3 separate regions of the Homo sapiens genome follow, and all the other regions are linked to region 3. The links are chromatin loops, found by intact Hi-C in ENCODE. Cell type or tissue: CD14-positive monocyte. All regions are shown on one strand. Links, peaks and the distances in the headings refer to the core of each region. The heading gives the core; the rest is flanking DNA. Region 1 overlaps P2RX6 (purinergic receptor P2X 6). Region 2 holds the start of P2RX6 (purinergic receptor P2X 6). Region 3 overlaps LINC01637 (long intergenic non-protein coding RNA 1637).

Region 1 (10,666 bases), core at 7,147-9,646, 59 kb before region 3:
CGGCCCAGCCCTGCCCTGCCTCTGCCTCCTCAGATCCCCATGGTTCCCCTGATTCCAGCCCTGAGCATCGTCCTCAACATCTGCCTCATGCTGAAACTTAGCTATCTGACCTGGGTGCGCTTCTCCATCTGGCTGCTGATGGGTGAGTGGGGGCCAGGCTGGGACCGGGGTCAGGAGGAGGGCAAAGAGGACAGGAAGGGCTGGAACCTGTACCTCAGGCTCATGCCCTGCCTCCTGCCCTGTCTAGGACTTGCAGTGTATTTCGGCTATGGCATCCGGCATAGCAAGGAGAACCAGCGGGAGCTGCCAGGGCTGAACTCCACACACTACGTGGTATTCCCCAGGGGCAGCCTGGAGGAGACAGTGCAGGCTATGCAGCCCCCCAGCCAGGCACCAGCACAGGACCCTGGCCATATGGAGTAGCTGATCAGCCCACACTTGCCCCGCCCTCCCACACCTGCTTGGGAGGCCAGAGAGGCCAGACAAGCCGAGAGCCCCTTCTGTTGTGGGCAGCCTGGGTTTGCAGGCCTGCACAGGCTGGGGAGTCCTCAGGACCTTAGGACCTTCATCCAGGGGCTGGGCTTCGGGTCTTCAGGAGTGGGCCTTGGCTGGTGCTGGTGCCATGGACTCTGCCCAGAGCCTTCTTGTTTATGATCAGCTCCAGCTACCTGGGCAGTTGTGGTGGGGTGGATGGGAAGGCCCACAGCCCAAGGGATCCATAATAATAATTGCTTGGCCAGCCATGTGGCCTGCTGGCGTATCCACTGTGGCATTCTTTGTGGCACCAAGTCTTCACCTGCCCCAGGGAACCAGGCAATTGTCTCCAATCCACATCAAAGATGCTGGGGCTCTCTAAAGAGTAGGTGCCAGTCCTGGGACCACCCTGAGTCAGGGACACAGGTGGGCCTGGATCCAGGTGCCCAGTGAAGAGGGGAGCCACACACACCAGGCAAGGAGGGTTCCATGACAGGCATGGGGTCAGGCTCCCCACGTCTGCTAGGTGGCAGATCCAGGGAGCAGAGCTTGGGCCCCAAGGAGGCTGCCTAGAAAGGGCAGCAGGGTTCTGAGCATGGCATGCACCTGAGGCCTGCCTGGCACAGGCACCCCCACGGGGACACATGCATCCCTGCAGGCACTACCCTGGGGTGCATGCCTGTGCGCAGACTGAGGCGACAGCTGTTTCTGAGCTCGGGCCCAGGCTGCAGCTCTCTTGCTGTCTTTGCCCACTCTTCAAGGGCTTTGAGGTGAAAAGAGTGTGGCCCTCATGCTCCTACATGGGTGCACAAGTGCCCAGGCCTGTTCCAGTTACCTTCTAGCCCACCTGGTAGCTGCAGGGCCTCAGTCTTCAGGGGTAGGGTCCCCAAGTCCACCCTGCACCACCCCACTGGTCTCTTCATGGCTGTGCCATGTCTACCATAGATGCCCCCCAACTTTCCAGTCATGCCTGTAAGGACTACACAGGAAGAGGGTGGCTTTGCTGGCTTTACTCCGTGACTTTGTCCAGCCATGACATCAGCTTCCTCTGGGCCCCAAGGAGAATCAGGTGCACGTGCCCCTCCTTGGATACCCAGGCCTCAGGGGCCCTGCTCTCCCACCTTCGCCCTTCAGAGCCCACCTCCCCATGGACATGGCTCTGGAGATTGAGAGGCAGCAGGGACCCCAGGCATTTTACTGAGGCTCCAGGTGGCAGGTGATTCTAGATGTCAGCCCAGTCTCAGCCCCACCCCTGGCCCTCCACAGCTTGCCCTGATCACCAGGTACCCACAGTGGAAAGCAGCCCCTTGCCTCCCTGGGGTGGACACTTAGAATTCCCTGCCCCGCCCTGGGACCAAGAGGAGAATTCCAGCTGCAAAACCTGGCCAGCCTGAGGGAGATCTCGGTGGTGTTGTTTGGAACCATTCCTTCCAGCCACTCCATCCAGCCTGGGATCAGAGCCAGGGCCTCCCTCGAGCAGCTGCCCAGACAGCTTCCTAGGTATGACTTGGACTGAAGTGAATTTCAGATGTACAGCCTCCCACAGCCTCCCACCCCCAGGGCTCTCAGGAAGCCTGGAGGAAAGATTCCAAGGGGTTGGGCTGGGGGGTTACCGAGGAGGGATATAGAAGGTCCTGAAGAACCCAATGATCACCAACTTAGCCCTGCCGCCCTCTGCTCTCTCTCCCAGACCTCCATGGCAAAAGGGCTACCACTGGAAAGCAGCCGGTCCTCATAAACTAAGCAGGTGTGGGCCCAAGACACATGCTCCGCCCTTGCCTGGGGGATAGGGAGGTGGATTATCTGCCTACTCCACCCCATTCCCTAGATTAGGACTCTCCTGGGGCATCACAGCACCAGAGAAGCTGAAACAATCCCCCTCCCCCATCACTCCTCTTTCTACCTTGCCTTTTTGGCTCCAGCTGCACAGCCCCATGTAGGACCGATGGGAGGGTGGGGTCTCTACCTATGATGGGGGTGCAGATGGGGGAGGAGGGCCAGGACCCAGGCAGCAGGAGGGTCTGTGCTGACAGCTGGTAAGCATACCTCTGCTAGGAACACTGGGGACAGAGCACTGGGAGAGAGACCTCCAGGCCCAGACGCAGCAGGAGCCCCTGCCACATGCAGTCGGAGCCCTGCAATACAGGTGCCTGCTGGGCTCTCCCAGTCTCCACGGGTCAGGTTCTGTCGCCGTCTCAAAACACAGCCGACTTCTATGGCTCCCTGAGGCAGCACCCTACCAAGGTGGGAGTCAGGGGAGGGACTGTCTGCTGGGGTTCAAGGGTGGAATTCTACCCCCAATCCTCCATGCTGGGGCCTCATCCTTGAGATCCCCAGGCAGGGCCCCGCCCTTCCCAGCCCCCAACTCTCAACCAGCAGGGAACGGCTACAGGCTCCCGGAATGGGTTGGCAAGTGGGTGTCAGAACTTGGACAGGGCCATCCTGGTGTCTGTGTCTGACTCCCAGCAGCAGTGGCCGTGGGTGCAGGTGCTGAGCTCCGTCTGAGGCACTCGGCCAGTCGGGCTTGGGATGCAAGGGCCAGCTCCCTCCACACAGAGTTGGCGGTTGCTTTCGGGGCCTTGGCCTGCAGATGAGGACAGCAGGTCAGGGATCCAGCCAACATCTTCCTAAGTGTGGCAGAACCCAGGGTCCAAGCAGAGCGACCTCAGCTCACCTCCTCATACTTTGTCCTCCAGTAGAAATGGGCTTCTCTATCCACATACAGCAGTAGCAGGTCACAGAAAAAGGTGACCTGGGAGAGGCAGGGCCAACCCATGTTCCAGCCCCCGAGCCTGCTCTCCTGCCACCTCCCCAGCCTGCACCCCGAGACTCAATGTGCAGGCACCGGAGGCTCCAGCATGCATTGGACACACCCTGGTCAGCAGCACTCACTGCAGCCTGCAGGTGCCCACAGTGCTCGCACTCACCACGCCCAGCCAAGCTGCCCCGGTGCCCAGTGTGACGGCCGTGGGGATGAGCCCGAACTTCCCTGCCTGAGAGAGATCTGAGCTGAACCTCTCAGCCCACGACTGTCAGCCTCATGCCTCCTCCAGCCCTGTCTGCCTGCCCCATCCCATCCCCGGCCTGACCCCTACCTGTGCCTACCTGCCCGGTGACGAGGATGTCGAAGCGGATTCCATAGAGCTTGAGCAGGGTGCGGGCCTCCACACCCGGTTGCTCCCACCAGTGAGTGGCTGTCCTGTGGGCAGGAAAGAAGGCTCTGGTGACCTGCTTTGCCCACCCCCAGGTGGGGCTGGCCCTGCCAGACCTCTGTCCAACTTGTCAATTGACTCTATAAACCCCCAGCCCAAGCCTGAGTCCTGGGTCTCAGCCCTATGTAATTGGTGAGAAAACAGAAAAAGCAAACGAAGACCTGTCCCTCAGAAGTTCCCTGCCTGCTGAGAGGACGGGGGACAGAGGAGTCCCTAAACAGACCCAGCAGCGGGGGATGTGAAGGGGCAGGCTCAGGGCTGAGGGATTCCAGAGATGGGAACTCACTCTTCCCTGGGAACTGGGGTAGACTTCCTGGAGGGGACATGAGGCTGGGCCTGAAGGAACATGCACACAGGTGGTTTGCCAGCACAGAGGTCAGGGGAACAGGATGTGGGTGGGAGCCAGCCCCACGTGGTTTCGAAGGGCTGGGGAGGTTGGGGAAGCCAGATCAGACGGGGTGCAGTGAGCTATGTTGAGGGGCATCATCCCCAGGCCTGGTGGTCGTGTGTGCCTGCCTGCATGACGAGGTGACGCTCGGTGGCAGAAGGATCCAATAGATCTGCTTAGAAGACTCAAAGACATGATAATAAATGCAATTTATGAAACTTGAGGCCAGGCACAGTGGCTCACACCTGTAATCCCAGCACTTTGGGAGGCTGAGGCAGGTGGATCACCTGAGGTCAGGAGTTCGAGACCAGCCTGACCAATATGGTGAAACCCCATCTCTAGTAAAAACACAAAAATTAGCTGGGTGTGGTGGTGTGCACCTGTAATCACAGCTACTCAGGAGGCTGAGGCAGGAGAATTGCTTGAACCCGAGAGGCAAAGATTGCAGTGAGCCGAGATCGGGCCACTGCACTCCAGTCTGGGCAACAAGAGCAAAACTTCATCTAAAAAAAAAAAAAAAAAAAACACAAAAAAAACAGGCTTGGTGGCTCATGCCTGTAATCCCAGCACTTTGGGAGGCTGAAGTGGGCAGATCACCTGAGGTCAGAAGTTCGAGACCAGCCTGGCCAACATGGCAAAACACCATCTCTACTAAAAATACAAAAATTAGTTGGGTGTGGTGGTGCACACCTGTCATCCCAGCTACTCTGGAGGCAGAGGCTGGAAAATCACCTGAACCCAGGAGGCAGAGGTTGCAGTGAGCCAAGACCACGCCATTGCATTCCAGCCTGGACTACAAGAAAGTGAAAACTCCGTTTCAAAAAAAAAGGTCGGGCGTGGTGGCTCACGCCTGTAATCCCAGCACTATGGGAGGCTGAGGCAGGTGGATCACGAGGTCAAGAGATCGAGACCATCCTGGCCAACATGGTGAAACCCTGTCTCTACTAAAAATGCAAAAATTAGCCGGGCGTGGAGGCGTGCACCCGTAGTCCCAGCTACTTGGGAGGCTGAGGCAGGAGAATGGCGTGAACACGGGAAGCGGAACTTGCAGTGAGCTGAGATCCCGCCACTGTACTCCAGCCTGGGCGACAGAGTGAGACTCCATCTCAAAAAAAAAAAAAAAGTTTAGGTAAAAGCGGAAGGGAGGCCAGACATGGTGGTTTACGTCTGTAATCCTAGCCCTTCGGGAGGCTGAGGTGGGTGGATCACCTGAGGTCAGGGGTTTGAGACCAGCCTGGCCAACATTGTGAAAACCCATCTCTATCTACCAAAATATAAAAATTAGCTGGGAGTAGTGGCGAGCACCTGTAATTCCAGCTACTCAGGAGGCTGAGGAAGGAGAATCGGTTGAACCCAGGAAGCAGAGGTTACAGTGAGCCGAGGTCGGGCCACTGCACTCCAGCCTGGGTGACAGAATGAGATTCTGTCTTAAAAAAAAAAAAAACAAAGCTGAAGGGGAGAAGGGGAAAGTAAAAATGAAACACCCCATTGCTGTGGAGGGGAGATACTAGAAGCGAGGTGGGGTGGAGGAAGGGCTGGCAGTGAGGAGCCTGAGCTGGGCAGGGGCCTGGGACAGATGGGGTGGAGGGCTCAGGACTTGGGGCAGCAGGACGGAGCCTGTGCTGGAGGATGTGGGGTTGAGAACAGCTCTCTCCTGCTCCTGGGACCCCCTTGCACACGTAGTGGAATATCTAGAGGCCTGGGCCTGGGTGTGGTCTGTCCTGGCCGCCACAGTGAGAGGGCGATGGGCCCAGCAGCTGGGCACTGGGAGCAGTGGGGCCTCACCTGAAGTTGTAGCTCTTCTCCTGCAGCTGGAAGGAGTAGTGAGGCCAGCAGCCAGAGTCCCCGGTGTCCAGGTCACAATCCCAGTGAACTCTGATGCCTACAGAGCCACCCTGCACATAGCACATAGCTTTTCCACCGGTGGGTGGGCCCGGGACCCTCTCCCAGAGCCCTCTAGGAACCCTGCCCCCAACTTGGGACCCACCAGCAACGCCAGGTCCTCGAAGGTCCCTCCAGCCTTGGCCACGAGGTCCCCAATGCGGAACACGGGACAGTAGGGGCTGAATTGTGGTTCATAGCGGCAGTGCTTAAAATAGGTGGGGTCCCAGGTCTCCAAGGCATTGGACCTGGGAGGAGTGGGAAAGGTCAGATGAGGTAGGGGACAAGGAGGGTCTTGGGGCAGATGAGACCCACTCTGCTTACTTAGAGAAGTTGAACTTGCTGAAGGTGACTGTGTTTTTGATGAACAGTGTGAAGTTCTGGGCCTGGGCCAGCAGGGGCCTCCTGCAGGTGGAAGGGAGGTGACAGCCTCTGCCAGGCCTGGGGCCCTGCGCCAGTTGGGGTAGGGGATTGTGGGGACACTTACGAGGGCACAACGCCACTCTCCACGGGGCACCAACTCCAGATCTCACAGGTCCTGTGGGTCCCATTGAACACCACACACTGGCCTGTTTTTACACCTAGAAAACAAAAGATGAACTCCAGACCTTCAAATCTCTGCAGGCCTGGGGAGGCCTTCAGCCAGGGGGTTGTTGGCAGAAAGAGAGATGCAGGGACAGAGGCGAGCAGGGCCTGCACTCAGGAGCCACCCAGGATCCCAGCCCGGCCCCCACCCTGCTGGGGGCACTGGAAGACAGAGCCCACAGTTACCGTGGCTGTGTGTGCCTCCCTCCCCTTCGGGGCAGTCCTCGTCGACCCAGCAGTTAGCCAGTGGGACGGACGGGTGCTGAGGTGGGAGAGAGAGCAGTCACCAATGGCACAGGGGATGTCTCCCCTCCACAGCCCAGTCTCAAAGGCAGGGAGGTTCAAGGTGGGAAGGACAGGCCCCCTTCCCACCTTAAACAACCTCACCACCCCGCCGCCAGAGTACCCTGAGTGTGGGGCCACACAGGAAAGCTGGAGGGTGCAAATAAAAGGAGGTGGTCAGAGGAGGGAGCGGAGCAATGCCCTGGCCAGATGAAGGTACAGTACTGTATTTCAAAGACAAAGGGAGACCCCTTTCCTCCTTTTTCAAAAAATTTATTTTTAGTGATTCGGTCTCACTCTGTTGTCCAGGCTCTAGTGCAGTGGTATGATCATGGCTCACTACAGCCTCGCCCTCCCGGGCTTAAGCAATCCTCTCACCTCAGTATTCCCAGTAGCTGGGACTACAGACACACACCACTGTGCCTGGCTGATTTTTTAATATTTTTTTTTTGTAGAGATGGAGTCTTGCTATGTTGACCAGGCTGGTTTTTAACTCCTGGCCTCAAGCAATCCTTCTGTCTCAGCCTCCCAGAGTGCTGGGATTACAGGCGTGAGACAACGCACCCTGCCCCTTCCCTCCTGACAGTTCTGTCCCTGGTGGATGCGGAAGTGATTCTTCCAGGTCTAGCTCCTCTGGTCCAATTTGGATGACAGATCAGGGAAGGTGAAGATACCTTGGGAGGGTGAGTTTTTGATGCCCGGCATGGGGACATAGCTGACAAAGATCAGGGCCCTAGAGTCAGGGGCTTGGGTATTGAAGCAGGACCCCACACCCTTGCTGAGGGACCACAGGCTACTCCTTCCTGCTCGCTCTTCTGTAACCTGGGGACATTAATGCCTGCACAGAGGCATAGGACTATGGGGCTCTGGCAGAAGGGGAGGACAGGTGAGCTTTCTGGGGTCCCAGACCCCAGAGACGAAGGCACCCTTGAGCATCGGGCACTCTCCCAGGCATGGTCCTGCCCCAACTGAGGATGGACACTGCTGCCCAGGGCACTCAGCTCAGGGGCAGCAGGAAGAACACCAGCACCAGGGGCGCAAGGAAGGCTGAGGGCCTCTGAGAAGCCAGAATGAGGCGGTGGGACTTTCTGAAAGACAGGGCCGTCGTGATTGGGTGGAGGTCGGAGCAGAGCCACATGCTCTGCTTCTTTGTCCCTACCTATGTCCTGTGTCTGCCTCTCCTCTTCACCCCAGCTGGGCTACCGTCTCCTCCAACTAGACCCCACAGTGACCACCAGTGGGGCCCCCACGTCTTCCCATACCCTCATCCACCTATGCCCAGCAGCCCAAGTGGTGCATCCCAATGTGCAGGAAACTGAGCACCCTGCCTCTGAGCCCACGTGTGGCTCTCTTCTGTTCCTCTAATCAAGTTTAGCTCCTGCCAGGCACAGTGGCTCACGCCTGTAATCCTAGCACTTTGAGAGTCCAAAGTAGGCGGATTGCCTGAGCTCAGGAGTTCGAGACCAGCCTGGGCAACAAAGCAAGACCTCATTGCTACAGGAAAAAAAAGAAAAGAGAAAAAGAAAACAAACAAACAAAAACAGTTTAGCTCCTTAGTGGGGCTTACAGGGGCCCCTGAAATCCTGAACTACCTTCTTCCCACCCCAGTCCAAATCTTCACTTCAGCTCCACCCAGTGGCAGGTAGCCCTAAAGGCACCTCACCTCACACAGCTCAGGGCCTTTACCCACCAAGCCCCCTCTGTGTCGACATCCTGCTTCAACCAAATCCACCTGCTCACCAGCTTCTCCCCACCTTTTTTTAAGATTCTGCTTGGCCTGGCACACCTGTAATCCCAACACTTTGAGAAGCCAAGGTGGGCGGATTACCTGAGGTCAGGAGTTTGAGACCAGCCTGGCCGACACAGCAAAACCCTGTCTCTATTAAAAATACAAAAATTAGCCGAGTGTGGTGGTGTGTGCCTGTAGTCCCACCTACTTGGGAGGCTGAGGCAGGAGAATCGCTTGAACCAAGGAGGTGGAGGTGTGCAGTGAGCCGAGATCACGCCACTGCACTCCAGCCTGGGTGACAGAGCGAGACTCTGTCTCAAAAAAAAAAAAAAGAAAAAAAAAAAAAAGATTCTGCTCAAGTGCAGCCCTAGGTCCCCCACCTACAGCCTCTGTCCCATCATAGGACCTGCCACCTGGGCTGGGCTGTCCATGTGGGTGGTCTTTGAAGTATGGGAGATGGAGTTTTGTGAATTTAGCCTAGCTAGCCCCCTGGCCCAGCGGGGAGGCTCAGCGGTGTCTGCTGAGGGAGGTGACACTATAAAGAGCATGGTGCATGTAAGGGAGGGATCAGGCACCAGGATCCCTAGAGGAGCTGGCAGAACTCTGGTCTTCCGGGAAAGCCAGGTTGTCAGATCTGATAATTACGACCCAGCCCTGACGTTTCATGGGAAGAGCCAGAAGTGTGGTTGCAGACAAAGAGGAATTGCACAGATTCTGAAAAACACAGACCCACAGATCCAGCCAAATTTCAGAACGGTCTACAAACTGAACACTAAATGCACATCTGAGCATTAAGAAAGAGAAGGACATTGTGTGGGTTCACCAAGAGTAAGCACATCCTGCCAGGCACAGTGGCTCATGTTGGGAAGAGGCCCCCAAAATCTGGCCATAAACAAAATCTCTGCAGCACTGTGACATGTTTGTGATAGCCACGACACCCACACTGGAAGTTTGTGGGTTTACCGGAATGAGGGCAAGGAAAACCTGGCCCACCCAGGGCGGAAAACCGCTTAAAGGCGTTCTTAAACCACAAACAATAGCATGAGCGATCTGTGATTTAAGGACATGCTCCTGCTGCAGCTAACCAACCAGAGCCCATCCCTTTGTTTCCCATAAGGAATACTTTTAGTTAATCTATAATCTATAGAAACAATGCTTATCACTGGCTTGCTGTCAATAAATATGTGGGTAAATCTGTTCGAGGCTGTCAGCTCTGAAGGCTGTGATACCCCTGATTTCCCACTCCACACCTCTATATTTATGTGTGTTTGTCTTTAATTCCTTTAGCACCGCTGGGTTCAGGTCTCCCCGACCAAGCTCTCGGCAGGCTCACGCCTGTAATCCCAGCACTTTGAGAGGCCGAGGCTGGTGGGTCACCTGAGGCCAGGAGTTCGAGACCAGCCTGGCCAACATGGTGAAACCCCGTCTCTACTTAAAATACAAAAATTAGCTGGGCACAGTGGCGGGCACCTGTAATCCCAGCTACTCAGGGGGTGAGCAGGAGAACTGCTTGAACCCAGGAGGCGGAGGTTGCAGTGAGCCGAGATCGTGCCATTGAACTCCAGCCTTGGGGACAAGAGCAAGACTCCATCTCAAAAAAACAAACAAACAAAAAGAGTAAGCAATCCTTTGTGCATATTTCCAACTACGGACATGGGATGTCTCCAGCAACTGTGCTAGGACCAGCCACCAGGGCTCAGGGGACAGCTGTCTGCACAACGACCCTCCAGCCCAGGAGGCACGTAAATGTTGGACTTGCCTAAAGATGTCACTGTGGAGGTAAACTTTCAGGACTATGTCCTGAGTCCCAATAGTTCAAACAAAATTCACAGCTGGAGAGAATGAGCATGCTCTGTGACAGATGCAGGATCCCAGGGACATCCCCAGGCAAGGGGAAAAGGTGAAATGTCAGGGGGAGAATCAGCATTTCTGGATCAGAAATGAAGAAGAACAAGGTGGGGGACTCTGGCTTGACCACGGTTGATGTAAAAACTATCCAGAAATCAGGCCGGGCGTGGTGGCTCACGCCTGTAATCCCAGCACTTTGGGAGGCCGAGGCAGGTGGATCATGAGGTCAGGAGATGGAGACCATCCTGGCTAACACCGTGAAACCCC
Region 2 (10,666 bases), core at 1,722-4,221, 52 kb before region 3:
CCGAGGACATTGGAAAGAAAGGCTGACCCTCCAGTGCTGCTCGTGAGAGCACTGTGAATTTGGGGAATGTATGCCCAGGAAGGGAAGGTGAGGGCTGGCCAGATGGTGCTGGGAGTGGCAGCCATTAGGATTGGGAGGAAAGTGTGGACACCGTCATGGGCAGGGTTGGGGGAATTCCTGAGGGTAGAAGCAGGCGCTGCAGGCTCTCATGATGCCTGGTGTGAAAGTTCAGCTTGGCTGCTGCGTGGTGTGCACCGAGCAGTAAGGGAGGAGGCGAGAGGGGCATCTAGGGACCCTCTAGGAGGCCATAGTCTCATGCATGGCATGGCATGGGTAGTGGTGAAAAATCTTGGAAGGGACAGGAAGGGGTCCAGGGTGAGTCACGGGTCTGGCTGAGGCACTAGTGGATGTCACAGCCACCATGACTAGTGGGCGTCACAGAGGCCATGCCAGGAGAGGAAAATAATTGATCTTTGGACATGTGGGTGTGCACCTAGAAGACAGCTGTGCTCTGGGCAGGTGATCACTGGGAATACACCCTGGGCATCAGAGGAGCAGAAGTGGCAGTTGAGGCTGGGGATGAGCTGGGTGGAGGGAGGAGGAAAACGCAGCCGAGAAGAGGGGAGGAGCAGCACCTGACCGTAGTGCCCCAGGTCAGGGAGCAGGGCTACAGGGAAGTTCCATGCCCCAGCACCTCACACCACTCTCAAGCTCAAGCCATTAGTCCTGGACACTCCCTTCTTTTCTGTTGGCAGTCTTTGGAAATGCAGTTTCTCTGGCCTGGCTTTTTTTTTTTTTTTTTTGAGACAGAGTCTCGCTTTGCCACCCAGGCTGGAGTGCAGTGGTGCAATCTCGGCTCACTGCAAGCTCCACCTCCCGGGTTCATGCCATTCTCCTGCCCCAGCCTCCCGAGTAGCTGCGACTACAGGCGCCCACCACCATGCCCGGCTAATTTTTTGTATTTTTAATAGAGATGGGGTTTCACCGTGTTAGCCAGGATACTCTCAATCTCGTGATCCACCTGCCTTGGCCTCCCAAAGTGCTGGGATTACAGGCGTGAGCCAGCACGTCCAACCCTGGCCTGGCTTCTTGAGTGGCCCCTTTTTCCACCCCAAAACCTCCTACACATCCCTGAAAGTCCTGTCCAGGTGCCACTCCTCTGTGAAGCCCTTCCTGAGAACCCGCAGCCGTCTCTGGCATCACATGCTTCTCTCTCGCACACACTGGCTGCATGGCGGGTGTTCAGGCTGTCAGTGGGGAAAGGACTTGCGCCCCCGTCAGCAACATCAGGGCCCCCACCTGAGGTGGCTTCACGAAGTCGGCCACATCCCACAGCCGGTTTCCAAGCTCCTTGATCTGAGTGACGGAAACCCCTTTGAGTTTGGTGATGATGGAAAACTGGGGTTCCAGGTCCCGCTCCTGGTAGCCTTTTTTGGCGAGGAGAGCCCACCTGGGGAGGAGAAGTCGGGCAGTGTGGTGTGTCCCCAGCGTGTAGTGACAGGGGCGGAGCTGAGCCCTACATGCTCAGTTCTCCCCCCACACCCTACAGGCTCCCGGCCCAACATCGAAGGCCCCACCTCCTCTCTGGCCCCACTTCCCACTCCAGACCCCCTGAATGAGACAGAAGCTCCAGCCATGCATCAGAGAGCCAATGCCCTCAGACAATCACCTTCACTAGCCAGCACCCACCCCCAGCCTGACTAGATCCAGCTTCCCCCTTACAGACTCTCCTGACCCGAGATACAGCTGGTGGTCTCTCTGGGGGCCTAGTGCTCCAGCTCTCACAGATGTTAAGGACTATGTCATGTGCCCCCTGGGTGGGGCCTGGGTGGGGGCCTGGGAAGGAGGCAAGTGGACACACAGGACAAACACACAGCTTGTTCTTGCTCTCCTGTCTTGTATCGCCTAGCTCTCCCCAACCCCGTCCCAATCTGCCCCCTTCCACTCCAGCCCCTAAACAGCCCAACCCTCAACTTCAACCCAGCAGGACCAAGCCCCACCCCCCACCTCTTCCCTTGCCCCTCCAGCCTGGCCAAAAGCTCTTCTCTCTTACCCTACCACATAGACCACGATCCCAAACTGCAGCAGCCTCTGCAGGGCGCCCACCCGCCAGTTCCTGGTCATCACATACTTCTCCGTCTTATAATCCAGAAGCCCCCAGCCTGTCGTAGCCCCTGGGGAGCCCATGCTGCCAGCTCCTGCTAGCTGCGGGCACATGAGTCAGCATGGCAGCTGCAGCCGCAGCTGAACAGGAGGCAAAGCAGGGCCCGAGCCAGGCCAGGCCAGTTGCTGTTAAAGGGACACTTCCACTAAAGCAGGATCCAGATCCAGCCTCCAACACCCAGCCCTCAACCCCTAATCCCAGCTGCCCTGCACCTCCCACCCTCCCTACATTCCCTTTGCTGGGCCCTGGCACACAGAGAACAGCAGCAGCTCTGTCCCTGCCCTCTGGCCTCACTTCCTGGGGTGGGAGTGGAGGTGGTGGGAGGGTGGAGACGGACAGCTGTTATCAGTGCTGTGAGAGGAGGGCCTGAGGGCAGCAGCAGCAGGGCGGGGAGGGTGTTGAGGAAAGCTTCCGGAAGAAGTGACCTCTAAGCTGACCCTTGCAGATTTCTGAAGTTCGACAAGCAGACAAAGATGGGGATGGAGGTTCCTGGTGCAGGGAGCAGCGTATGCAAAGACCAGAGCATGCAAGATAACTAAGAGGCACAGAGTGAGAGGGTGACCTGGCTCTGCGAAGTTCCCCAGGCCCTCCTGAAAAGCTGCCCCCGCCACCTTCCCCAGTGCAGTGAGGACAACACAAGTCCTGGAGTCAGGCGTGTTTCCCAGTCCACGAAAGGGGGGCGATGCTGGAACCCCCTAGGAAGGCAGGGAGGATGCCCACAAGGCGCCCAGCCCAGTGCATAGCCCGTGGCGCGTGCAGTTTATCCTCTCAGGCGAGGAGCCTCAGCGCAGGAGAGCCACGGTTTCTACGGCAACCTACAGCACTGGGTTGCCGGGGCGACCGCCGCGGGGGAGCGCGTCGCTAATTGCCGTGGCAGACGCCAGTCGATGGACGCCACACTCGATTGGTCAGCGCAGCCGCAGACTCCGCCCACATCCCCGGGTCGCGCTCTAAGTGAGGCGCCAAGCGGTCTCCGCCTCAGGGTCTGAGGCTGCGAAAGGGGCGTAACGATGAGCGGTTCCTGCCAGAGGTCTGGGGAGGATAAAAAGCAGGAGGAAGAGGCGACGGCGGCCTGTGGACGTCTTGCAGGGGTCCCCGAAGCCAAGCAGGGTCCCAAGGCCGATTCAGACTCCGACCTAGAGACGGAAGGTGCTCGGGGCAGGGGCCAGGCCCGTCTCCTCCCCTTGGGGGCTTCTCCCGCAGGGGTTGTGGGAGGTGGGCTGGCGCCGCCGAGGAGGCAGGAGACCTCTGTCCAGCAGGGCACGTAGCCCTCTGCGGGGCGTCTCCAGCCCCCTGCCCTCTCCTCGGCGCTCCTGGCGGCATCAGGAACTTTACCATGAGAAGGCGCTTCTAGAAGGAGGTTAAAATGGAAAATCCCGCCAGACAGTGCACCAAAGGCTGTCCCGCCCTGAAATGCAATCAGAGCTGGGTTTTCCCAATCCACAGGTAAAACTAATATAATGGATGTATAGAATTTAGAACTACTTCCGGTTTTTTCCCTGGGGAAAATATTCACAAAACATTTGTGGTCTGCAATCAGGTTAAAAGACATAGTGTGCCATTTGTCATCAGACAGGTAGAGGCCTGACTCTGGCAGGATTAGCTACCACTAGCTGTGAGACTTTATGTATTCATTTATTAGAGCCAGGGTCTTGCTCTGTCACCCAGCTTTCAGTGCAGTGGCAGGATCATAGCTCACTGCATCCTTGAACTCTGCACTCTGGTGAGCCTCCTGCCTCAGCCTCCTGAGTCGCTGAGACTACAGGGGGCTACCACATCTGGCTAATTTAAATAATTTTTTATCTCGCTATGTTGCCCAGGTTGTCCAGCTTTCTTTTGACAGCTGTATGACTTTAAGGAAAAGATTTGCGTTGCCTTAGCCTCGATGTTCTTATCTGTCATATGCGGGCAGTGGTCCTAAGGAGCATAGGAAGCAGTGCTTCTAGAGGCAAAAAATAGGCCAGGTAGTGATGCAGGGCAGGGGAGGAGGCAGGTGGCTATAGCCATGCAGGGGTTCACATTCATCCCCCTGTCTCCTACCAGGCACCCATGGACTTGGAGAACTGGTCGGGGACACCCTGTACCTGAGGTCTTGCTGGATCCATAGCATTGTGCCCATCTTCTGCTTTCTGTGCCAAGGGAGTGCCCCAGAGCTGAACCTGCTGCACGGTGGCCTGGGGCCCCAGGTACCACTGGAAGGACACTGGGTCCAGGCTTACAGGGAGAGGCCCCGGGAGACAACAGCCATGGGAGTGCCCCTGAGTCTGTCCCCTGTACTCCCCAGCTTCTGCCTGTGCCAGGCATGCCCTACCCTCGACATCTGAGAGACAGATGGGATTGATGCTATGACAGATGGCATGAAGGGTTGGGGAGCCTTCAGGCTTCTAACCCGCTGGGGGCTCTGGGAGAGGTGGGGGTGGGGGACACCTAGGTGGGGCCTAAAAGGAGAAGCATGTGTCCCTTAAGCAGGTGGAAAGGGGGGTACTTTCCAGGTGGGGGACGTGGAGCGGGCTGAGCCCTGGAGCATGAGCCAGGATAGTGGCCAGTGTGTTTGCTCTGTCTGTCCCAGGGCGCCGGTCTCTGGCTTCCTCATTGAGCTCCAATCCATATGTCAAGTGGCTGAACTTTTGGGACAGTGGGCTCTATGGGGCAGGTACAGAGGCCCTGGCAGGTGCCCTGAGCAAAAGCAGCAGCATCTGCGGTAGGTGCTGGGTCTGGGGCAGGTGGGCAGGCGTGAGTCCTCCCTTTCCTCAGGGATGTGCCTCCACCCCTGAAAGCTGGGCCATGTCACCTGGGTCCTGCTGGTGTTGCTGGTGGATAGAGGAGGGGCCTCATCACAGGAGGGGGTATGTGGGGTGGAGTTAGACCCTCTGCTGTGCAGCTGATGCTGGATACAAGTCCCTTCCTCATCCACCCTACCCCACCACTCTCCTTCCTTGTTGGCTGGCACCCATTCTCCTGCCCTGCCCTGCACATGGGAGACTCCCCAGTGCCTGAATGCAGAGTGGAAAGTCCTGCAACACAGAGAGTTGGGGGCGGGGAAGTTCAAGAAAGGGGTGGGCAAGGTGGGAGTTCATTGAAGCTGAATCCAAATGCTGTCTCTGCCACTGAGAAAACGGGGTGACCTATGAAAGCAGCTCAGTTTCCAATCTGTGAAATGGCCCCCACAAGACCTCATAGGCTTGGGGCTGTGGTGAGCATGAAGTGAAATGCACTCCTGAAGTGATCAGCAGAGTGTGTGACCCATGTAAGTGCTCCATGCACAGTCACCTGGGCTATTATTGCCAATCCTGGCAATGGGGCAGTGAGGGCTTCTGAAGTGGGTGGTGATATCACTGCCAGACATAATCATTGATGGGGTGGCTGCCCCCCACCACAGCAGTCTCTACAGTACCAGGAGGTAGGCAGTTTTAACCGCTTGACACAGAAGCTGGTGGGCACACAGGGAGGGGGAGGTCAGGGGCAGAGGGGACCCAGCCATTGGGAGCCAGAGCCACCATGCAACCCCAGGACAGTTAACCTGTAAGTCCTTTTCCTCTGCCTCAGACCTGGAGGTTTGGGGGATGGCAGAAGAGGGGGGAGGGGGGTGGTACCTGGCTTTGCATCCCACTGGCTGAGGAGTGGCTCCGTCCCCCAGATGTGGACCTGTTGGAGAACCAGCTGGGAGTGGCAGGAGCCCAGGCCCTCTGTGCCGCCCTCACAGTGAACCAGGCCATGCGGAAGATGCAGCTGTCAGGGAATGGCCTGGAGGAGCAGGCGGCCCAGCACCTTGCCGAACTCCTGCTGGCCCACACAGACCTGAAGTCCCTGGACCTGAGCTACAACCAGCTGAATGACCAAGCAGGTAATGCCTGCGCAGGGCACCATGGCCATGAAAGCTCAGCTTCCTGGGGCAGGGATGGGTGGGGGTTGGCAGGACCGCGCTGCACATCGCCAGGGAGCATGTGCTCTGGTTCCTGCTCCCCACACCCCACCTTGCCCCACTCCTCTTCCACTCCAGCCACACGGAACTCTTCATTCCTTCCACAAATATCTCATTGCGCGCTGCTGTATGTGCTGGGCACTGACTTAGCCACCAGGGATCCACCTTGAACAAAACCAAGTTCCTGACCTCAAGGGACAATGTTAACAATATCATTCTGAGTAATTATTGGCACTGCAAAAGAAACAAATAGTTTATGCTTCTAGAGAAGAATGGGGACCCCCTGCTTTAAAGAGGTGGCTGGGGAGGCCTCTGTGAGGTGACATTTAAGCTGAAATGTGCAGGGTGGGAAGGAGTCAGCCATGGCAAGATCAGAGGGAGAGCATTTCAAGCAGAGGAACAGTGAGCATGCGGGCCTGTTTCCCAGACTGGCAGACAGCAGTGTGCCTAGGCTAGGGAGCCAGGGAAGCGTGGCCAGGCTGTGGGGTGGAGAGGGCAGAGGGCTGCAGGGCTGTAGGCCGTGGCAAAAAGGGTATAGATTTTGTTCCAGGTGAGGTAGAAGACATGGTTGGGATTCCTTGGTCTCATCACTCTCATGCCCCTGAGTGTTTGCTTTGCCAGGAATTTGCACTTCTACCTGCCTCTCCTCAAATGGTCCAATAATAGTAACAATCACCTGTGACCCTGGGTGAGGCATGCAGATGTTGACCCTGGACCTGCTGAACCAAACTCTTAGGGGAATGCCAGTGAATCTGCATTTTAATGGATGCCCCAGGAGAGCTCTTTTCTGCAGCATTTCAGAAGCTCTCATCTGGCTCAAGCAGCTTAGAGGGAGTGGGGTGGCACCAGACTTGGCCTTTGAGAATTGGCCCTGGAGTGTAACTGCCAGAGAAGCAGTTTGTCTTCTAAAAAAATTACTACTGGGAGTCAGTGAAATTAAAAGACAGGCTTATTTCAGACTTTGACAAACTGAACATAGGTGTCTCTTTGGACCCGCACAGTAAAAGGGCAAGTGCCAGAGAGGCAGCCGGGATGGAGGGCCTGGAAGCTAAGGTGCTATGAAGGTTTCACAAACAGACACATGTACATGAGGGAGGTGGGTGGGGACTGGAAATCGACAGGCCCAGCAAGGCCATTTTTTTCCTCCAAGAGATCTGTGGGAGGGCCCAACTCCCTTGAGAGGTGAAGGAGCTTGGATCTGTGCGTCCCCACTTGATCCATGGCAATGGTAGCACCTACCGCATAGGATGGCTGCAAGGGTCACACAGAACAAGTATTGGCAGTTGCAGGGGTGTGTGGAAGAAAGAATCTTCCTGCCCTTGAGCTGTTCAGCAAAAACAGGGCCTCCCCACAAAGTGGGGGATTACTGTCTGACCCTGCCAGCCCTAGAAGTGTCTGAGTAAAGAGGAAAGCACATGTATTTGAGTACCTGTATTATCAAATCCAGTGCTGGGCGCTGAGTCTAGTTCTCAGGTAGAGAGGGGGCAATGCCCTGAGTCCTTGCTTCTGTGCAGGGAGCTCTCCATGGTGCTAAACAAGAGTGTCTGTAGCCACGGGTGCCAGTCCAGCAGGCTGGCTGAGCGCTCTGGTTAGTCCATCCGTTTTTCTTCTGTGTATTTCTTCAAACCAGCCTTCCTAGACCTCTGCAACGTCTTACTGTGAAGTGTGCGTGGTGATTTGTGCATAGATCTGTATTGTCTGCTTTTCTCTGCTTCAAAGTGTGATGCGTGTTCATTATGGATGGTCTGAATCCGTATCAACTCTCAGAGGCAAAGAGAAGTGGCCCCGGCTTGGTGGAGGTTGGTGGTGTGGCTCCCACGGGCATTGGCTTACGTTGTCTGGTTTCTCTCAGGCAGATCTGTGCATGGGACTGCAGGGCTTCCTCATCTTCCACAGCTTTGGGGGCGGCACTGGCTCTGGGTTCGTGTCTCTGCTCATGAAGCGGCTCTCGGTGGACTACGGGAAGAAGTCCAAGCTGGAGTTTGCCATTTGCCCAGCCCCCCAGGTCTCCATGGCCATGACGGAGCCCTACAACTCCATCCTGACCACCTACACGACCCTGGAACATTCTGACTGTGCCTTCATAGTCGACAGCAAAGCCACCTATGACATGTCAGCACAACCTGGACATCGAGTGTCCCATGTACACCAACCTCAGTCGTCTGGGCAGATCGTGTCCTCCATCACGGCCTCCCTGTGATTCGATGGGGCCCTGAATGTGTACTTGACAGAATTCCAAACCAACTTGGTGCCATACCCCCACATCCACCTCCCCCTGGCCACCTACGCCCTGGTCATCTCAGCCAAGAAGGCCTACCATGAGCAGCTGTCCGTGGCCAAGATCGCCAGTGCCCGCTTCGAGCCAGCCAATCAGATGGTCAAGTGTGACCCTCACCATGGCAAGTACATGGCCTGCTGCATGTTGTACAGAGGGGATGTGGTCCTGAAAGATGTCAGTGCGGCTGTCGCCACCATCAAGAGCAAGCACACCAACCAGTTTGTGGACTGGTGTCCGATTGGATTTAAGGTAGGACTGGGTGATGTGGAGTCCTTGTGCCATCAGGAAGCAGGAGACCTGCAGAATAATGCTGCCCCTGAAGGCCCGCATCCTTTATGGAGACAACCCCTTTTCACGTCAGCTAGGTTGCAAGGATAATAATTTTAGTAATTTATTTCCTACCGCCTTATACTTTACCAAATACTTTATGTTCCCTCATACCTTAACCACTACCCTTTAAAGTTCATGGGGCAATATTACCAGTATCTTACACTTTAGAAAACAGAGGCTGAGGCTGGGCACGGTGGCTCATGCCTGTAATCCCAGCACTTTGGGAGGCCAAGGCAGGCAGATCACGAGGTCAGGAGATTGAGACCATCCTGGCTAACACGGTGAAACCCCGGCTCTACTAAAAAATACAAAAAATTAGCCGGGTGTGGTGGCAGACACCTGTGGTCCCAGCTATTCGGGAGGCTGAGGCAGGAGGATGGCGTGAACCCGGGAGGCAGAGCTTGCAGTGAGTCGAGATTGCACCACTGCACTCCAGCCTGGGCAACAGAGCGAGACTACATCTCAAAAAAAAAAAAAAGAAAGAAAAAGAAAAAAGAAAAGAAAACAAAGGCTGAGATAGCTTTAGGTGTCTGGAGCCTCACAGGCAGCAAGTGATGCAGAGAGAAATCAGAGATTATCTGACTGCAGGTCCTGGTCTGTCCTCCACATTACTCCACTGCTCACTTTAGTAATTTGTCAGGTTCTATGTTATCATTTTTTGTGTTATAAATAGTGGTTTTTACACTTTACATCATCTTGGTCACCTGTTGTCACTGAATTTTGGGCAACACTAATATTTCTGTAAAGATTTTTAAATATATTGTGCAGTGTTTACTGTGAAGACCAAAGGCAGGTCTTTGCCCTTTCTCCAAACCAAGCAGAGACCTCTGCCTCACACACAATCAGACTGATGATTTGGTGCTCCTTTAGCTATGCTTACAGTCAGTTGTCTACCAAAAGAAAAGTACCATGTATTTGGAAGCCAAATAACAGAATGTCAGGCTCGAAGATCTGTTGTGATGACTAGGCTAAATGCCTCACCACACCTGTGTTGGTCAACTTTGTGCCCTATGGTTAGTTAAGAGCCCCTGTCTACAGTGGTTTCCCACATTAGGCAAAGCTATAGATCCCACATTTATAAGTCTCAATGAGTTCTGAAGGTGTTTGAGGAGTTGCAAGTTCCAGGATCATTCCAGATTGAAATGATATGAGAAAGTCACAGGTATGTGTCTTCTTTTTCCCATGTGGAATGGCCATAACTTGCCTCTGAACGCACACAACTTCTTGAATCTGTCTGGCCCTCTCTCAGCCACTTTACAACACCTTGACACAGATCATCTCTCTTTTTCATCTCACGTTGATGCAAACCATCTTTAAGTTGACAGATTTAAAGTGATTCATAGAACAGGGTAAAATCGGCCAGGCTCAGTGACACATGCCTGTAATCCCAGCACTTTGAGAAGCCCAGGTGAGAAGATTGCTTGAACCCAGGAGTTCAAGACCAGCCTGGGCAACATAGTGCGACCCTGTCTCTACAAAAGATATAAAAATTATCCAGGTATGGTTGTGCATGCCTGCAGTCATAGCTAATGGGGAGGTGGAGGTGGGAGGATCGCTTGAGACAGGGAGGCAGAGATTGCAGTGAGCCAAGATCACCACTGTACTCCAACCTGGGCAACAGAGCGTGACTGTCTCAAAAAAAAAAAAAAAAAAAAAAAAGAGGAAAAAGAAGGGTAAAATCTACAACAGTTACACCAACCTGGAATGTTCATTACATGTTACATAGGAGGATTACAGACCTTAGATGTAAGATGTTACAGGTAGGAGGTGAAACCCTCCATTCTGTGTCTAATTATTAAGCCTCTCAACTTGAGTAGAGGAATTTTTCTTTCAATTAGTGTTACATTTGGAAGGTGAAGACATCCTTAGCTGGCAGGCACTGTGGGAGATGCTATGCTGTGCAGAGGTTTCCTATTGTAACTAAGTATTGTGAGACAGTAGGGAGGCTAGTCTGTGGGGAGATAAAGTCACA
Region 3 (5,902 bases), core at 2,856-5,355:
GATCCCAGAAAAGGTCAGACCTGGTCTTGCCACTGGGGACCTGCCCAGGCTGTGCTGTCCCTTCCCGAGTACCCAGGGACCTGAATCCCCCAGGGCCTGGGCCAGGAAGGAGACTGGGTGGGGCCCCTGTGCCTTCGGCCTACTGTGTGCTAGATCGGCTTGGAGCCCAGTCACCCCACTCAAAGGCAAAGGTCCTTGCCAGGGGCAGGGCAGGAGGGACCCCCAGAGTGCAGAGCGCCCGAGTGCTATTCCTTGCCCATGAGCTGCCCACTGCAGAAAAGTTCTAGCAGAGCCCAGTGCTAACCACCCAGCAGGAGTCTGTGTCTGTCCCAGGGACCCCAGGACCTGTGAGGCGGGACTGGATTACTCCCATCTCACAGAGCGGCCCCTGCTCCACCTGACCCTCCCAGGGCTCCTGGCGCCCCCAGGGTGCAGGCTGGGCAGGGTCCTCTCCCCACTCCTCCACCTCTCGCCACCTGCCCCCACTGCCTCATCCCAAGGGCTCCTGCCCAGATCGGACTCCCAGTGGCTTCCAGGCGTCCTAGGGGTGGCATCTGATCCCAGTCCTGCCTTCGAGTGTGGGGGCTCCGCGCTCTCCCCTCCCCCACGGAGCTCAGGGCAAGCCTCTGTCCACTCTCCCCGCCTCTGCACGTGCAGTTCCCTCTCTCTGGGAAGCCGATGCCAGCAGCCTCGCCGGCTCCGTCCCGTTGCCCCCGCCAGACCTTGCAGCCCGAGAAGGGGGACTGGCACACAGTGGGGCCCCGCGGCGAGCCGGGAAGGGGCCGTTGTGGGACGAGAGAAGGACGAGGTGAGCTTCGGACCCCGGCCAGTGCCTCTGGCCCCGCTTGCCAACCCCCAGCCCCTAACGTGCCGGGCCGGGGTCCGAGACTTGGGAGCGCAAGCGCTGGCCCCCGGCGCCGGGGCGAAGAGGCGGGGCGGCGGGCGGGGACCGGGGTTCCGGGGACCAGGGTCCCCGGGGCGGGCGCTCACCTGGGCTCGGCGCGGGCCTGGGCTCGGGAACCGCTTGGGGCCGCGGGCGCGGGGGGGCGGGGAGGCGCGGGCGGGGCGTGTCTGGCGCTGCGTTTGCACTGCGGCCGGGGAGCCCGCGGGCCCAGCACCGCCCCGCCGGGCCGGAGCAGGTGGGGGGCGGCCGGGGGACAGGGGCAGGCCGAGGCCCTCGGCGTCCGGACCGGAGTCGCGGGGCGTAGGGAGGCAGCCAGGGGCCGCTCTGGCCGGGGGCGCCCCGGGCCCGAGTCTGGGTCTCCGGGGATCCTCGCGACCTCCCAGGGATGCCCAGCTGGGGCGCGGGCAGGGTCTTTTTTCCTTTTCTTTCTTTCCAAAGTCTCAGAACCATCTGTGGGCGGGGTGGGGGAACTTGAATCACTCTGAGAAACCTCCACAAGAAAGAAAACCCCAATCAAACCTTGCTGCCCACAGCTCCCTTCACTGGTTGGGGGAGTTCAGGTTCCCCGGTGTCCTAGGTTCCTCCCGGCCCTCTCTCCACACATACCAGGGTCTGTTTTCAATTATATTTTATTACATTTTCTTTTTCTCACCTGTCATTTACCAGAACTCCTTGGGTCTCCAGAAATCACAGTGCACCCTGATGTTGTGCCTCCTCCTCCAGGAGGCCCTCCCTGATCAGCCTCCCCTCTATTAGGGCTGATTATTCTGGTTCCTAACACTTGGGTGTTTCATTGTCCTTAATGTGTGCATCTCTGCGTTGTAGGTAGACCTTGTCTTTCAAGCAGGCTGGAGCACAGAGGCTGTGTGGGTTCCTCCCCGGTCTGGGCCTTGCTCTCCTCTCCTGTAAGGAGGACAATAATGACAGCAGTAAAGTCCCCTGTGCCAGGCCCAGCCAGCCTTCCCAGGCCATCCTCTGGGACTATTTATGCCCCACCCCACCCAGGGGGCAAGTTCGAGCCCCCACCACCACCACCCTCCTACAATTTTACAGATAGGAAATGCAGCCCAGGGAGTCCTGGTCTCGTTCAGGGTCAGGAACAGGCCCTGCATGGGTCACACTGGGGGCAGGTGGTGGGGTGACCAGGCCCAGAGGGCACATGTGGCTCAGTTCAGGCAAGTCCTCTCAGCTCATGTGTTGCTTCCACAGTGGGACCGTTGCCACTGCCACAGGAGAGTCCCATCACAGGGCAGATGGCAGTGCTTGGGGCTGGTGCCCTCAGTCTCCAACCAGCCTGCCCCCATTTCATACACGTGGTGATCTTGCTGCCCCACCCACCTTCAGAATCTCCTCTAGCCAGGAAGACAGTGTGCCTCATAGTAACTACAGCTGTGATTTTGCATGCATTTATTTCCTTACCCATCACAACAGCCTGAGAAGGAAAGTTCTCTTTGTATTATCTCCATTTCACAAACGGAGAAACTGAGGTTCAGTGAGGTTAGGGACTCTCCAGGGCCACACAGCTGCTAAGTGGCAGAGCAGCCCTGGGCAGGCTGGCCTCCCAGATGGAGGGCTGGAAGCAGGAGGGGAGAGGCCTACCAGGCTCATGCAAGACCACAGGGCCTCCAGTGCACAATGCAAGTCCTGTTCTGTGACCTTGGCAATCAGTGAGTGGACCCCTCTGCTCCAGCCTTCCCAGGACACCGCAGGTAACTGAAATACTCTCCCAGACTGCTGCCAGGACACCATGACAGGCACAGAGCCAGGCACAGGGGGTGCTTGGGAAGTGGGGTCGGGGCTGCTGAGTTTGGGGTGCCAGAGATAAAGCTGGGGAAACAGGTCAGTGTAGGGACTGAGGCCAGCAACTTGGGGAGATACCCTGACACAAGGCAAGTGCAGGCCTGACCTGGGGCAAGTCCATTGTGGCTCCCTTTGCCGCAGGCACTGTGCTTGAGGTTCCTGCTGCCCCATGGTGGGGCAGAAATCACAAGATCTTCGTAGAGCAAAAGCTAAAACCAAGGGCAGGCTAAAAGTGCTGCCTCTCCCGAAGGGCCCTCAGGCTTAGTGGAGATGCATGTGGACCAGGGGCCCCAGGAAGACCCAGGAGGGCTCTGAGCCCCGGGCAGCCTGAGGTCCTGATATTGCCCCAGGGATAGTTCTGGAAAGACGATAATATTCCAGCAGCTTTGACAGTACCAAATGGGGCACATGGCTGCGGTGAGATGACCTAGAGCAGCTGGGAGGTCCCTCAAGCCCATCAGACACCCCAAAGGCAGCAGGAGATAGCCAAGGTTAGAGAAGCAGTGAGTGCGGGGAGGATAATTCCACAGCCTGGGAGAGAGGTGGATCCCTAGGCACCCCCAGCCCTGGAGCACCCCACCACACAGCAAGCTTGTCCCTCTCCTCCTTACATGTACCCTCTACTGTCAGGTTCTCCTGTTCCCCACTCCCCTCACCCTAGGGTCTCCAAGTAGGGTGTGCAGGTATTTTAGGTAAGAAAGTGGCCGGGCGTAGCGGCTCACGCCTGTGATCCCAACACTTTGTGGGGGCTGAAGCAGGAGGATCACTGCCTGGGCAACATGGCAAAACTGTCTCTACAAAAAACAAACAAAACAACACTTCACCTTGGTGTGGTGGTGCAAGCCTGTAGTCCCAGCCACTTGGGAGGCTGAGGTGGGAGGATGGCTTGGGCCTGGGCAGTCAAGGCTGCAGTGAGCCATGATTCTGCCACTACATCCAGCCTGGGCGACAAAGTGAGACCCTGTCTCAAAAGAAGAAAAAAAAAAAAAAGGCCGGGTGCAGTGGCTCACACCTGTAATCCCAGTATTTTGGGAGACCAAGGTAGGAGGATTACTTGAGGTCAGGGGTTCAAGACCAGCCTGGCCAACAAGATGAAACCCCATCTCTACTAAAAATACAAAAATTAGCTGGGTGTGGTGGCACACACCTGTAATCCCAGCTACTCAGGAGGCTGACGCAGGAGAATCGCTTGAACCCAGGAGGCAGAGGTTGCAGTGAGCCGAGGTTGCGCCACTGCAGAGTGAGATGGCAGAGTGAGACTCCGCCAAAAAAAAAAGAGAAAGAGAAAGAAAAGGGAGGAAGGGGAGGGGAGGGGAAGGGAAGGGAGAGGAAAGGAGGGGACGGGAGGGGAGAAGGGGAAGGAAAAAAAAAAAAAGAACTGAGCCAACTTCAGTATCTAACATTGTGATTGACACTGTCGCCCCTCTGGAGCCCAATCTGAGAATCAGCAGGATTCTCCTTGTTCTGTCTCAGGGTTCTGAAGGCAGAAACAAGACTAGGGGCCTTTTCCCTGCAGGCTGAGGCGGATTTCCAGACGCAGAGACCTCAACTTAATTAACTGATCCCCAGGAAACGTTGAAGGACTGATACAGCACAGCCAACATGAGCCAAGGGCAGCTGTGTGGAGGGGCAAGCTGATGCAGTGGTGCCCACAGATGCACAGTGATTCATTCATATGGAAGCATAGGTTGGGGGATTCCCCAGGTCAAAGAACTGGGGCCCAACCCCATCGCCCATGCCTGTTCCTGCCCCTCTGCCTTGCCCTGGCTACTGCAGCCCAGCTTCTTCTCGGCCCAGGTCTGTCTACACAGGCCTGACGACTGTATGCCCAGCACCCACTGGATTCTTTGGGGTTGTTCAACTCTGTCCAAAGTCAGCTCCAGCCCATTGACCTATTCAGTTCAGACTAGGCCCTCCTCAAATGGCTGGCTTTGCAGCGCACACTCTCCTGTCCCCAGGCTCTGGGATAGCCAGTCTTATTTATTTATTTATTTATTTATTTATTTATTTATTTATTTATTTTGAGACGGACTCTTGCTCTGTCTCCCAGGCTGGAGTGCAGTGGCGCGATCTTGGCTCACTGCAAGCTCCGCCTCCTGGGTTCACGCCATTCTCCTGCCTCAGCCTCCCCAGTAGCTGGGACTACAGGCGCCTGCCACCATGCCGGGCTAAGATTTTTTGGTATTTTTCATAAAGACAGGGTTTCCCCGTGTGAGTCAGGATGGTCTCGATCTCCTGACTTTGTGATCCGCCCACCTTGGCCTCCCAAAGTGCTGGGATTACAGGTGTGAGCCACCGCGCCCGGACTTTTTTTTTTTTTTTTTTTTTTTGAGATGGAGTTTCACTCTTTTTGCCCAGGCTGGAGTGCAATGGCATGATTTGGGGTCACCGTAACCTCCGCCTCCCAGGTTCAAGCAATTTTCCTGCCTCAGCCTCCCGAGTAGCTGGGATTACAGGCGTGTGCCACCATGCCCGGCTAATTTTGTATTTTTAGTAGAGATAGGGTTTCTCCATGTTGGTCAGGCTGGTCTTGAACTCCTGACCCCAGGTGATCTGCCTGCCTTGGCCTCCCAAAGTGCCGGGATTACAGGCATGAGCCACCGCGCCTGGTGAGGGATAGCCAGTCTTAATCCCTGTTCTCATGGAGGGAGGTGGCAGGAGCTGAGGGCAGATGCCCGTAGGTGTTCATAGGAGAGGAAAAGGGCATTCACACAGAAGAAACAGTGTGGGCAAGGAGGTAAGATGGTAAATTCTGGAGAACTCAGAATATGCCAGTCCAGTCCAGCTTGCCATGAAGTTCTGGGCAGGGGCCTGGCATGGAGGTTGGCTGGTCTGGAGGAACAGGGGGAGCTGGGTAAGGAGTCTTCATCACATGTGTTTTGTTTTTGAAATGGGGTTTCTCTCTGTCACCCAGGCTGGAGTTCAGGAGTACGATCATAGCTCACTGCAGCCTTGAACTCCTAGGCTCAAGGGATTCTCCTGCCTCATTCTCCCATGTAGATGGGACTACAGGCATATGCCACTGTGCCCGGTTGCATGTGTCTTCAGGAAAGAAATCTAAGACTGGTGTTGGACTGGAAGGAGGCAAGAGGTAGGCGGAAGAGGTCAGAGGACTCCTACAGTGAGGGCTGGGCAAGAGCTAGCCCACAGGGCTGCAGGGTAGCCCTGTCCCTGTGGCACTTAATTAGACCCCATGAG

What was found. Hi-C counts contacts between places; a loop is a spot of excess contacts. Peaks named below come from ENCODE experiments on the same cell type or tissue, not always from the same donor. Only the 100,000 strongest peaks of a DNase experiment are listed, where the experiment ranks them.
Region 1: a loop joins it to region 3, with 2.6 times the contacts of the local background. A loop is called at or near these places in 11 of 110 quality-filtered maps.
Region 2: a loop joins it to region 3, with 3 times the contacts of the local background. A loop is called at or near these places in 15 of 110 quality-filtered maps.

What each region holds. Positions count from the first base shown.
Region 1 is chr22:21,018,812-21,029,477 of GRCh38, reverse strand. P2RX6 (purinergic receptor P2X 6) reads right to left here. Exons shown (of 12, transcript NM_005446.5): 4 at 6,727-6,802; 5 at 6,443-6,536; 6 at 6,280-6,360; 7 at 6,062-6,203; 8 at 5,860-5,969; 9 at 3,580-3,673; 10 at 3,402-3,467; 11 at 3,149-3,226; 12 at 1,470-3,058. The coding sequence ends at 2,861. SLC7A4 (solute carrier family 7 member 4) reads left to right here. Exons shown (of 5, transcript NM_004173.3): 4 at 34-142; 5 at 248-760. The coding sequence ends at 423. Among named protein-coding and RNA genes, the nearest start is that of SLC7A4, 8.4 kb to the left of the region's middle. In CD14-positive monocyte, for the core only: CTCF peaks have their summits at 8,275 and 8,488 (motif pointing left); no DNase peak of the experiment used is centred there.
Region 2 is chr22:21,006,726-21,017,391 of GRCh38, reverse strand. It overlaps P2RX6 (purinergic receptor P2X 6), which reads right to left and starts at 2,227. Exons shown (of 12, transcript NM_005446.5): 1 at 2,054-2,227; 2 at 1,300-1,450. The coding sequence starts at 2,217. THAP7-AS1 (THAP7 antisense RNA 1) reads right to left here. Exons shown (of 2, transcript NR_027051.1): 2 at 7,018-8,725. It also overlaps the pseudogene TUBA3FP. RefSeq lists enhancers at 3,198-3,347, 6,245-7,060 and a silencer at 7,803-7,948. In CD14-positive monocyte, for the core only: no CTCF peak of the experiment used is centred there; a DNase peak (open chromatin) is centred at 3,051; H3K4me3 peaks cover 1,288 bases; H3K27me3 peaks cover 1,431 bases.
Region 3 is chr22:20,960,296-20,966,197 of GRCh38, reverse strand. LINC01637 (long intergenic non-protein coding RNA 1637) reads right to left here. Exons shown (of 2, transcript NR_110537.1): 2 at 1,518-1,807. It also overlaps a transcript of AIFM3 not described here. Among named protein-coding and RNA genes, the nearest start is that of AIFM3, 4.0 kb to the left of the region's middle. RefSeq lists enhancers at 4,182-4,241, 4,282-4,371. In CD14-positive monocyte, for the core only: CTCF peaks have their summits at 3,956 and 4,158; DNase peaks (open chromatin) are centred at 4,097 and 4,367; H3K4me3 peaks cover 624 bases; H3K27ac peaks cover 642 bases.